2 separate regions of the Mus musculus genome follow, and region 1 is linked to region 2. The links are chromatin contacts, found by Hi-C or POLR2A ChIA-PET in ENCODE. All regions are on one chromosome and are shown on one strand. Each heading gives the region's core, a stretch centred on a gene start or an enhancer-like site at or near the end of the contact. The rest is flanking DNA. Distances are from core to core; before and after follow the strand shown.

Evidence for each region. Hi-C counts contacts between places; a loop is a spot of excess contacts on that map. ChIA-PET counts read pairs that join two places held with the same protein, here RNA polymerase II (POLR2A).
Region 1: POLR2A ChIA-PET joins it to region 2 with 10 read pairs in Patski. The contact joins two enhancer-like sites. A Hi-C loop is called at or near these places in 1 of 37 maps with a recorded cell type or tissue (v-Abl transformed pro-B cells). POLR2A ChIA-PET finds 5 or more read pairs at or near these places in 2 of 5 experiments (Patski and embryonic stem cell).

What each region holds. Positions count from the first base shown.
Region 1 is chr17:53,649,059-53,653,150 of GRCm38, reverse strand. Kat2b (K(lysine) acetyltransferase 2B) reads right to left here. Exons shown (of 18, transcript NM_020005.4): 10 at 1-129. Among named protein-coding and RNA genes, the nearest start is that of Sgo1, 38 kb to the left of the region's middle. Within about 2 kb of position 2,277, at least 1 of the 3 ENCODE cell types and tissues checked has a DNase peak (open chromatin) inside an H3K27ac peak, as active enhancers do.
Region 2 is chr17:53,584,785-53,589,436 of GRCm38, reverse strand. The region is part of intron 1 of Kat2b (K(lysine) acetyltransferase 2B); the gene reads right to left. Among named protein-coding and RNA genes, the nearest start is that of Kat2b, 20 kb to the right of the region's middle. Within about 2 kb of position 1,767, at least 2 of the 3 ENCODE cell types and tissues checked have a DNase peak (open chromatin) inside an H3K27ac peak, as active enhancers do.

The DNA.
Region 1 (4,092 bases), core at 1,028-3,527, 63 kb before region 2:
CCACATCAGGATCTTCTTGTTTGGTTTCTGGTTCAGGGAGTTGCCCACCACGTGGAATTCAATGACACCCCTGCGTTCTTCCAGCCGTGCCGCCTCATCTCTGGCCGAATGGGCTGACAGAAAATTGGTCTGGGATCCAGAAGACAAGAATAGATTACAAAGGGCTTTTCTTTGAAAGTGGTGGACTGGATAATATGAACTCTTTCCATGTTCTGATAAGACTCTGATGTGAATTTCTGGGTCTTAAACACATATGCACAAGAGCCCCTGTGCATCCACATCCCACAAGTTATGAAGACAAAATAGAAATGTGAATTAAGTAGGTTAGATAGGTGAATCAGCAGTTAAAAAAGTTTACTATATAATCAGACAGACTGGAGTTTGGAATCCCAGTATCCATAGAACAAGCCACGAGCATCCTTTTGCACACTTGTAACCCCAGCTCCAATGAAGGCATAGACAGAAGGGTCACTAGGGCTTGCTGGCTTCCAACCTAACCAAGAAAATAAGCTGAAGCCCTAGGTTGAGGCCCCGTCTCAAAAGGCTTGAAGGAAAGTTGTAGGGGAAGATACTGAATACCCTCTTCTGGCCCTGATGCACACACAGGCATGGGAAACCACGCACACAAAAGTAAGTGGATGAATTAAGTAGATAAATTAGCATTATGAAAAGTTAATAAGTGCATGTGCATTATATTTTATATGGGTTAGGCATCAGAAAACTTTTGGTTGTTGTTCTGAGACAGGGTCTTGCTCTGTAGTATAAGCTGGCCTTGAACTAAAATCTTCCTACCTCAGCTTGCCCAGGGACAGGAAATATATATATCACTTCTGATTAGGAAAATCGTTTTGTAAGAGAACCTGTAGAAAATATTTTAGAAGAGCTGAGGAGATAGCACACCAACTAAAGCACTTGCTGCATAACTTGAGGACCAGAGTGCAGATCCCCAGAGCCTAGGATTTCAAGTGGATCTGGTGGCCAGCAGTAGTGCAAGCTGACTACTGAGACTAATCAACAAACAAGTTATGTGGGGTTTTGGTTTGTTTGTTTGTTTGTTTTTGTTTTGAGAGAGAATCTGCCATGCATGGGCACCGATGTCCTGCCATGCTCATGTGAACATATGTATCAACGCAAAAGTTATCTTTAAGACAATATTTTAGGGCGGTGTTAGAAAGCTGGCTCCTTGGTTAAGAGCATGCACTGCTCTTTGAGAGGACCCAAGTGTGGGTCCTACAAAATACACACACTTGGTGGCTCACAACTGCCTGTAACTCCAGTCCTGAGAGTCTGACACCCTCCTCTGGCCTCCTTGGGCACATGTACATAATTCCACACAGATATACATGTACAGGTAATTTAAACAATAAAATAAGATATTTTTAATCATGTGTACCCCCTCTCTCCTATTCAGTTGCTACTGTAGCCTATAAGCAGACACAGACACACTAGTATAGAATACGGAGCATGATCTTCCAACTCTAAGGAGGGTAGCGGAGCTTGAGGAAAAGATCAGCAGTTCACAGTGCCTGCTGGTCTACAGGGAACGCAGGCTTGGTTTCAAGCCCCCATATTGGGAGGCTCACAACCGCCTGCAACTCCAGCTCCAGGGGACCCAGTGCCCCTTTCTGGCTTCTATGGGCAGCCACACATACATGGCATGTACTCAGATATATGCCATAAATAAATAAAAATAAATATAAAAATTTTTGAATTGGGGGAGCAGTCAGGTGGCACAGCAGGTAGGGTGCTTGATACAAAACCCGAGAACCTAAGTTCAATACCTGGACAAAGACCCATCTGACGGAAGGTGAAAATGAATCCCCTCACACTGGCCTCTAACCTCCATATTTACACCATGGCCTGGGTGTCTCCACTGGTGCATGAACACATACACACACAAGCACATTAAATAAATCAGTGTTCATTTTTAAGAGAGAACCAATAAGATGCATTATCAGGTAAGAGTGTTCACTGCACAAAACTGATGACTTCGGTTTGAGGCCCAGAATCCACAACTAAAGGAGAGAACTGACTTGTGAAAGTTGTCCCCTAGCCTCGATGCATGAGTGAGTCACTCACACAACATATTAATAACATAGAAGCAATGAAAATAATAATAATAATAATAATAAATTAAAGACCATTAAGATAACAGGTTCCAAATTCTTGAAATAGAGCAGCAGTCATATTTATATTCTTAGTGCCTCTTTTGGGAAGACACTTTTCTTTCTAGAAGTATCTATTGATCCAGACTTAAAACTCACAGCAGGCTACATGGCCTAGAGCCAGCACCCCATGCTTTAATCCACCTCATGCTGGGCAAGGAAATCTTTGACAAACAGCTCTGCTGGGAAGAAAAATCCTAACTATAGCACTAGCTTTGAGGTCTCTGGCTAGTTGTCTAGGTGACTGGGTATCACTGTGGTAGATATTTCAAGTGACCAAGATATTTAAAAACTAGCTTACAAAAATGTCTAAAACTGTAGCAGCTTTCTTGGGCATGCTGATACACTATTAACTACAGCAACAGATTGTGAAATGGGAGACTGCCTCCCCACTTTTCATCTGAGCAGGCCAAGCTCTGGCTCATGTATGAAGTTACGAAACCCCTAAAGCCAATACACAGAAGGTCAGCTTTAGGTCCCCACAGACTGGATAGTCAGTCCAGAAGGAATGAATTTTATGAGATGGTTCTGTTGCAACACTCAATCCTCCAAATGATCTTTGACATTAATAAAAGAGTCACAAAAACAGAGCAGTATGAAACTTACTGATTTAATCTAGCAAAGCCACACCAAAAAGATAGAAGTTGTTTATACACTACTACCCAAGTCATGTGTTCATTTCCTGGAAACGTCTTGAGCCTCCCTGTTCCTGGATGTCTTACAATAAGATGAGAGCAGACTTTCAACCAAAATGTTTTACCTGCATTGACCTAAACTATTACACAGATCCACACTGAGATATTATGCATAATTTGCTAACAAAGTTCCTCAACAAAGACAGCATTGTAAGAGAAGAGAAAAGGCCTGGAGAATGGCTTTAAAGGAGACTAAGGAGCCGGGGATATGGCTCGGAGGTATGGAATATGGCATATAACAAGCCCTTGACTTGATCCCCACCACCACATGAACCTAGCAAGGTGGTTCAAGGTCATTAATCCTGGCTATATAGATAGTCCAAGATCAGCCTAGACTACATGAGACCAGTCCAGGAAAAAAAAAAGAAAGAAAGAAAGAGAGAGAGAGAGAGAGAGAGAAGGAAAGGAAGGAAGGAAGGAAGGAAGGAAGGAAGGAAGGAAGGAAGGAAGGAGGCAGGGAGGCAGGCAGGGAGGGAGGAAGGAGAGAGACAGAGACAGAGAGAAGGAAGATAAAAAGATGAAGAAATGAATACTGAATTCTATGCTTGGTTCTTAACTGAGCCTCCAACAATAACGCATATTATGAATAGCATAAATTGGTCAGATGGTCACTGGACCTAGAGGTTGAAAATTAGGCCATAAGTCAGCAAACTTTCCACTGAAAAGTCAAGAGATGAACTTTTTTTTTTTTTTTTGCAAGACACACATTCCAAGCCTCAGTGATTCCATTTTCCTGCTATGCGCAATGGTTAGCAATTAACACAGCCCAGAAAAGCGATTTCCAGCCTACGACGCTGGACACCTTCACTCCTAGCGAGTAAGAAGCTGACACCCAATTCCTTAGCCCACAAGCTGAGCAGCAGACATGACTGGTAGGCTACAGTCTGCCAACCCTAAACCAGAGAACCTTATAATGAAGTTAAATTTCCTGAGTGCTAACTCACGTGATTATATAAGAGAATTGCTTTCCTATGAGACACAGGCAGATGCACTAGGTGTGATGTATTATTATATCTGTTTCGGACTCTGCAATGATTCTAAAAGGTTCACAGGAGAGGAAAAGGAGGTCAAGAAAGGAAAAAAGGAGGTAATCACTGACGCTTCTCAGCACAACACAGTCCATGGGTGTTTCGTTTTCTTTTGTTTTCTTTTGTTTTGTCTTTTGCATTGCTGGTGGAAGCTTGAAATTCTTCACTATGGAAACGTTCCCAACTACTTGAAACTGTAGTTTG
Region 2 (4,652 bases), core at 518-3,017:
TTGTGAGAGAGGGTCTCACCATATAACCCTGGCTGGCCTATAATTGGCTGTATAAACCAGGCTGGCTTTGAACTCACAGAGATGGGTCTGCTGCATTCTAATTTGGGGGATTAAAGGCATGAGCTAACATGCCCAGTCAGTACACTAAGAGGATTTTTTAAAACTCGCTACTGGGAGCTGGAAATATGGCTGGGAGGTTCAGAGTACTTGTTCTTACAGGACAGAGGTTCAATTCACAGGACCCAAATGGAAATCACAACCATCTATAACTCCAGTCCCAAGAGATGATACTCTTCTGGCCTCCATGACTACTCAGCATGCATATGATGCAGACATACATGCAAGCAAAACACCAGCATAAAGAAAATAGTTTGTTGCCAGGCGGTGGTGCCGCACGCCTTTATTCCCAGCACTTGGGAGGCAGAGGCAGGCGGATTTCTGAGTTCAAGGTCAGCCTGGTCTACAAAGTGAGTTCCAGGTCAGCCAGGGCTATACAGAGAAACCCTGTCTCGAAAAACCAAAAAAAAAAAAAAAAAAAAGGAAGAAAGAAAGAAAATAGTTTGTCTTTTAATCTTGCTTAACTACCAAGGAGAGCATTTAATTTTTTTCAAGACAACTCTGGTCTAAATCATCTTATTTTCCGAACAACCCACAGGAAGGCCAGGTGAATAATTCAATGATAGAGAAGGGTTTCACTGGCCTGAGTTTACATAGCTGGCAAAGAGCAAGGGGCCAAAACCAATACCAGAACTCAGCTCTGGCACCTGAAACTACCTTGTGGCACCTCCTTCTTAAAGTGCAGGGACACAGAAATCAGTGGGGTGGCATATAACCTGTCGAGCATCACTCAGCAGGTGAAAGCAGCAGGACCAGGAGTTCAAGGTTATCGTGGCTACAAAGGCTGTTGGAAGACCAACGAGATTCCAAGACTGTCTCAATTTGCCCCCTCCACGAAAAACAGAAAGTGGCTACTGGTGAATGCAGCCACACGTTTGAATCTCAAAAACACTGCTGCACTAAAGTGTATTGTGTAATACCGTTTTCTGGTGATGGTGGCAGTACTAAATGTGGAACCCAGGATCATCTTACCTCTTAAGCTACATCTCCGCCTCTCTGTTTACTGGTTTTCTTTGAAACCAAATCTAAATCATGCCCAGGCTGGCCTTAAATTCCTTCTGTGGCCTTAAATTCCTCTTAGCCTCTTAATGGAGCAACTAGAGTTATGAGGCCTACACCACCAAAGAACAAAACTCAGAGTCAGTTCGGAAGCAGCTTCTAGGGGTGGGGTAGGGCTGAAAGGAAAAGAGCAGGAGAGAAGACTCCAGAATGTTCTTGCTTGGGCATGGTGAGGCACACCTGTATGTAATCCAGGCACTTGCAAGGCTGAGGCAGAAGGATTGCCATGAGTTCAAGCATGAGCTACACAAGTAGCATCCTGTCTCAGGCTTGAAATGAAACTTGCTTAAAATGTTTAAAGCACTAGGTTCAACCCCCAGCATACTCACTCCTCACTGAACAAAAAAATAAATTTTTTTTTCTCTGCACAGTCCCTGCGGGGTAGGACAGGAAGGGATTCCCCAGGCACTACCAGCAACTTCTCTGTTTTCCTTCAGTGTGGCACTTACCATGTTCTGTTATTTTCTTTTTCACCATCTGCTTCTGCTACCAGAAAGCAAGCTCTACAAGAATAAGGACCCATCTGTCACTACACCCCCACATCGTCTACATCAATGCCTGGCAGCCTGAGTAACAATGTTGACTGAACGGAAAAACTGTCACTATCTACAGTGCACAGCCATGAAGCTCGAGTCTGGGAAGGGTGAGAAGCCTCGGAGGGCACAGATGGAAAGTGCCATGTGAGAATTTGAGCTCAGGTCTGTGGTCTAACCGCCCTGAGGTTTGGGTCTCCTCGATTTCTTGGCTTGTTTTCTGGCAGTTCAGAAAGCTGTCTTCTACAACTCACGATGGTTTTCTCTGAAGTGACTTTAAATGTGACTTTCCACTTTAATTTTTCTCCTCCTCCATTATTGTCTCTCTAGCAAGAGGCTGCTGCGGCTTTCACCTCCCTTTACACATGCTGGCCCGGGGAACTGTTCCGACGGAAGAAGAGTCAAGTAGTCATTCCTACAGGGACGCGCAATCCTGGGTTGCATGACTCATTTGTTATTTCGAAGTATGCTGACCTTGGCTTCCTTGGCATTCTGCCAGCCCATTTCAACACCAGCTTGTTACAGCAGATGCAAATTAGTGCTGCCACCATCTACCACTGAAACAGTCACTGGCATTCCTTGATCTGGGCCCTGTCTTGGAATCTCCTGCACAGCAATGGGGAGGGGGTTCCAAAAGGCTTCAGCAAGGCACATTAACTAAGGGAGATTGGGAACCATGGTCAACATGGAACTTAGTACCCCAACCCAACCCTGAGGCAACCAAAGAGATAAGTCTCCTTCAGAGAGTGGGGGACAGTCATTCCAAGGGCATTCAGTTTTTTCCAAAATCAGTATATTCATGATTTAGAAATTATAAAGCTGTGCATGGTGGTCTATGCCTCCAATGCCAAAACTCACAGGCAGGAGGCAGGAGGATCAGAAACTCAAAGTCAACACTGGCTTCATAGAAAGTCTGAGCTGTCCCTGGATTCACATGACCTTGCCTTAAAAAGAGAGAGAGGGAGGGCAGAGGGAGGAAAGGAAGAAAAGGGGATGGGATGGGGACAGAAGAATAGCTGGCTCCTAAACAAAAAAGTAAAGACAACTTACTGCCACTTTAAAAGAGCAGTGTACACAAAAATATATAAACAAGAGCAATGTAGGTCTATACATAACTGATGTCATTTCTATTTCATTAATGTAGTAGACTTTTAAACTTTCTGGAAAGTCAATTTTTGTATTGTATAGGTTTATTTTGGTCTGTTGGTTGGCTGACTTTCTGAAACTGGCTTTCTCTATGCCGTTCTGACTGGTCTGGAACTCTCAAAAGAGATCCTGAGAAATCCTGCCCCTGTCTCTAAGTGCTGAGACTAAAGGTATGTACCATCATGCCTTTCAAAACAGTAATGATGTCTTTAGGAAAATATGATTATGACAGAGCAGAAAGAGTGAATTTGAGGCTAACAGAAGCTGCAAAAAATGACCCTGTTCTCAGCAACAACCAACGACAAAAGCTGGAAAGATTGCATTAGTCTGTGATGCCAGCATTGAAGAAGTAGCCTCGACTAAATAATGAAACCCTATTTGAACAGAAAGAAAAGCCAGCCGTGAGCGAAGAGAACCACACTAGGAGATGCCTCAGTCCCAGCTGCCAGGTCTTTTGCTTTGGATCCATAGCTACAAAGTCTCTTAGAGCCTCAGTTTCTCTTCCTTTTGTCTCAACACAAGAGTCTCACTCTGCAATCTAGAATGGCCTAGACCTCACTACGTAACCCAGGTTGGTCCCAAACTTTGTGCAATCCCCTGCCTCAGTTCTGGGTTGTCAGGATTATAGGTGTAAGCCACCTCATATGGCTACCTTTCCCAAATTTAAAAAATGTTTTCTTGGGCTGGAGAAGTGGCTCAGCGGTTGGGAGCACTGACTGCTCTTCCGAAGGTCCTGAGTTCAAATCCCAGCAACCACATGGTGGCTCACAACCATCCATAATGAGATCTAATGCCCTCCTTCTGGGGTGCCTGAAGACAGCTTCAGTGTACTTACATATAAAATAAATAAAAATAAAAAATAATTTTAAAATGTTTTCTTGCCAGGCATGGTGGTACACAACTTTAATCCAAACATTCGAGAGGCAAAGGCAGGTGGATCTCTGTGTTCAAAGCCAGTATAGTCTACAAAGCAAGTTCCAGAACACCAGGGCTATTATACCCTGTCTTGAACACACACACCAAAAAGTGTTTTCTTTCTTCTAGTCTCACAAAGCCTTTGAATATAAAATTATCATCTTACTCGACAACTATTTTTTGAGTGCCTAGGATGTACATCTTCATGCTATGAGAAATAAGTCCAAGTCCCTGCTTCATGGGACTCAGAACATGGGCAAGAAATGGTTTTCAAACTTTTGATATCTAGGGGTATAGTTCAGGAAATGTGTGTATGTGTGTGTGTGTGTGTGTGTGTGTGTGTGTGTGTAATACATATATACATACACAATGATTTCCAACTCTTGGTAAGTGTAACAAATGAATGAAAAGGATAATTAATATTACAAGGTGATGGATGGCATGCTCCTGTTTAGACAGGCAGGGGAGAGGAGTTAAACATTTCTGAGATATTGGAATCTGAGACCATATGAGAAGGAAGTTTGAGAACAAGTTACAGAAATAAACACAGGAAAGAGCTGAAGGATAGCTCAGTAACAAAACACTTGTGTAGGATGCACAAGACCCCATTCCCATCCTTTTCCATTTCCAGCACAGGAAACAAAAAGGGGAGGGGGTTATGCAAGCATGCCTCTTTGTGTGCAAAGACAGAGGTAACCCAGGTAAAATCTGACGGAGAGAGGAATGCAACTCAAAAACATAGGGGCTTCGTGATCACATGTACGGCTCAATGGACAAAGGTGTCTGCTGATGGGCCTGAGTTTGATCCATGGGTCCCACATGGTAGAAGAAAAGTGGTGCCTCCGGTTTTCCTCTGACCTCCACATGTAAGCAATGGCTTGG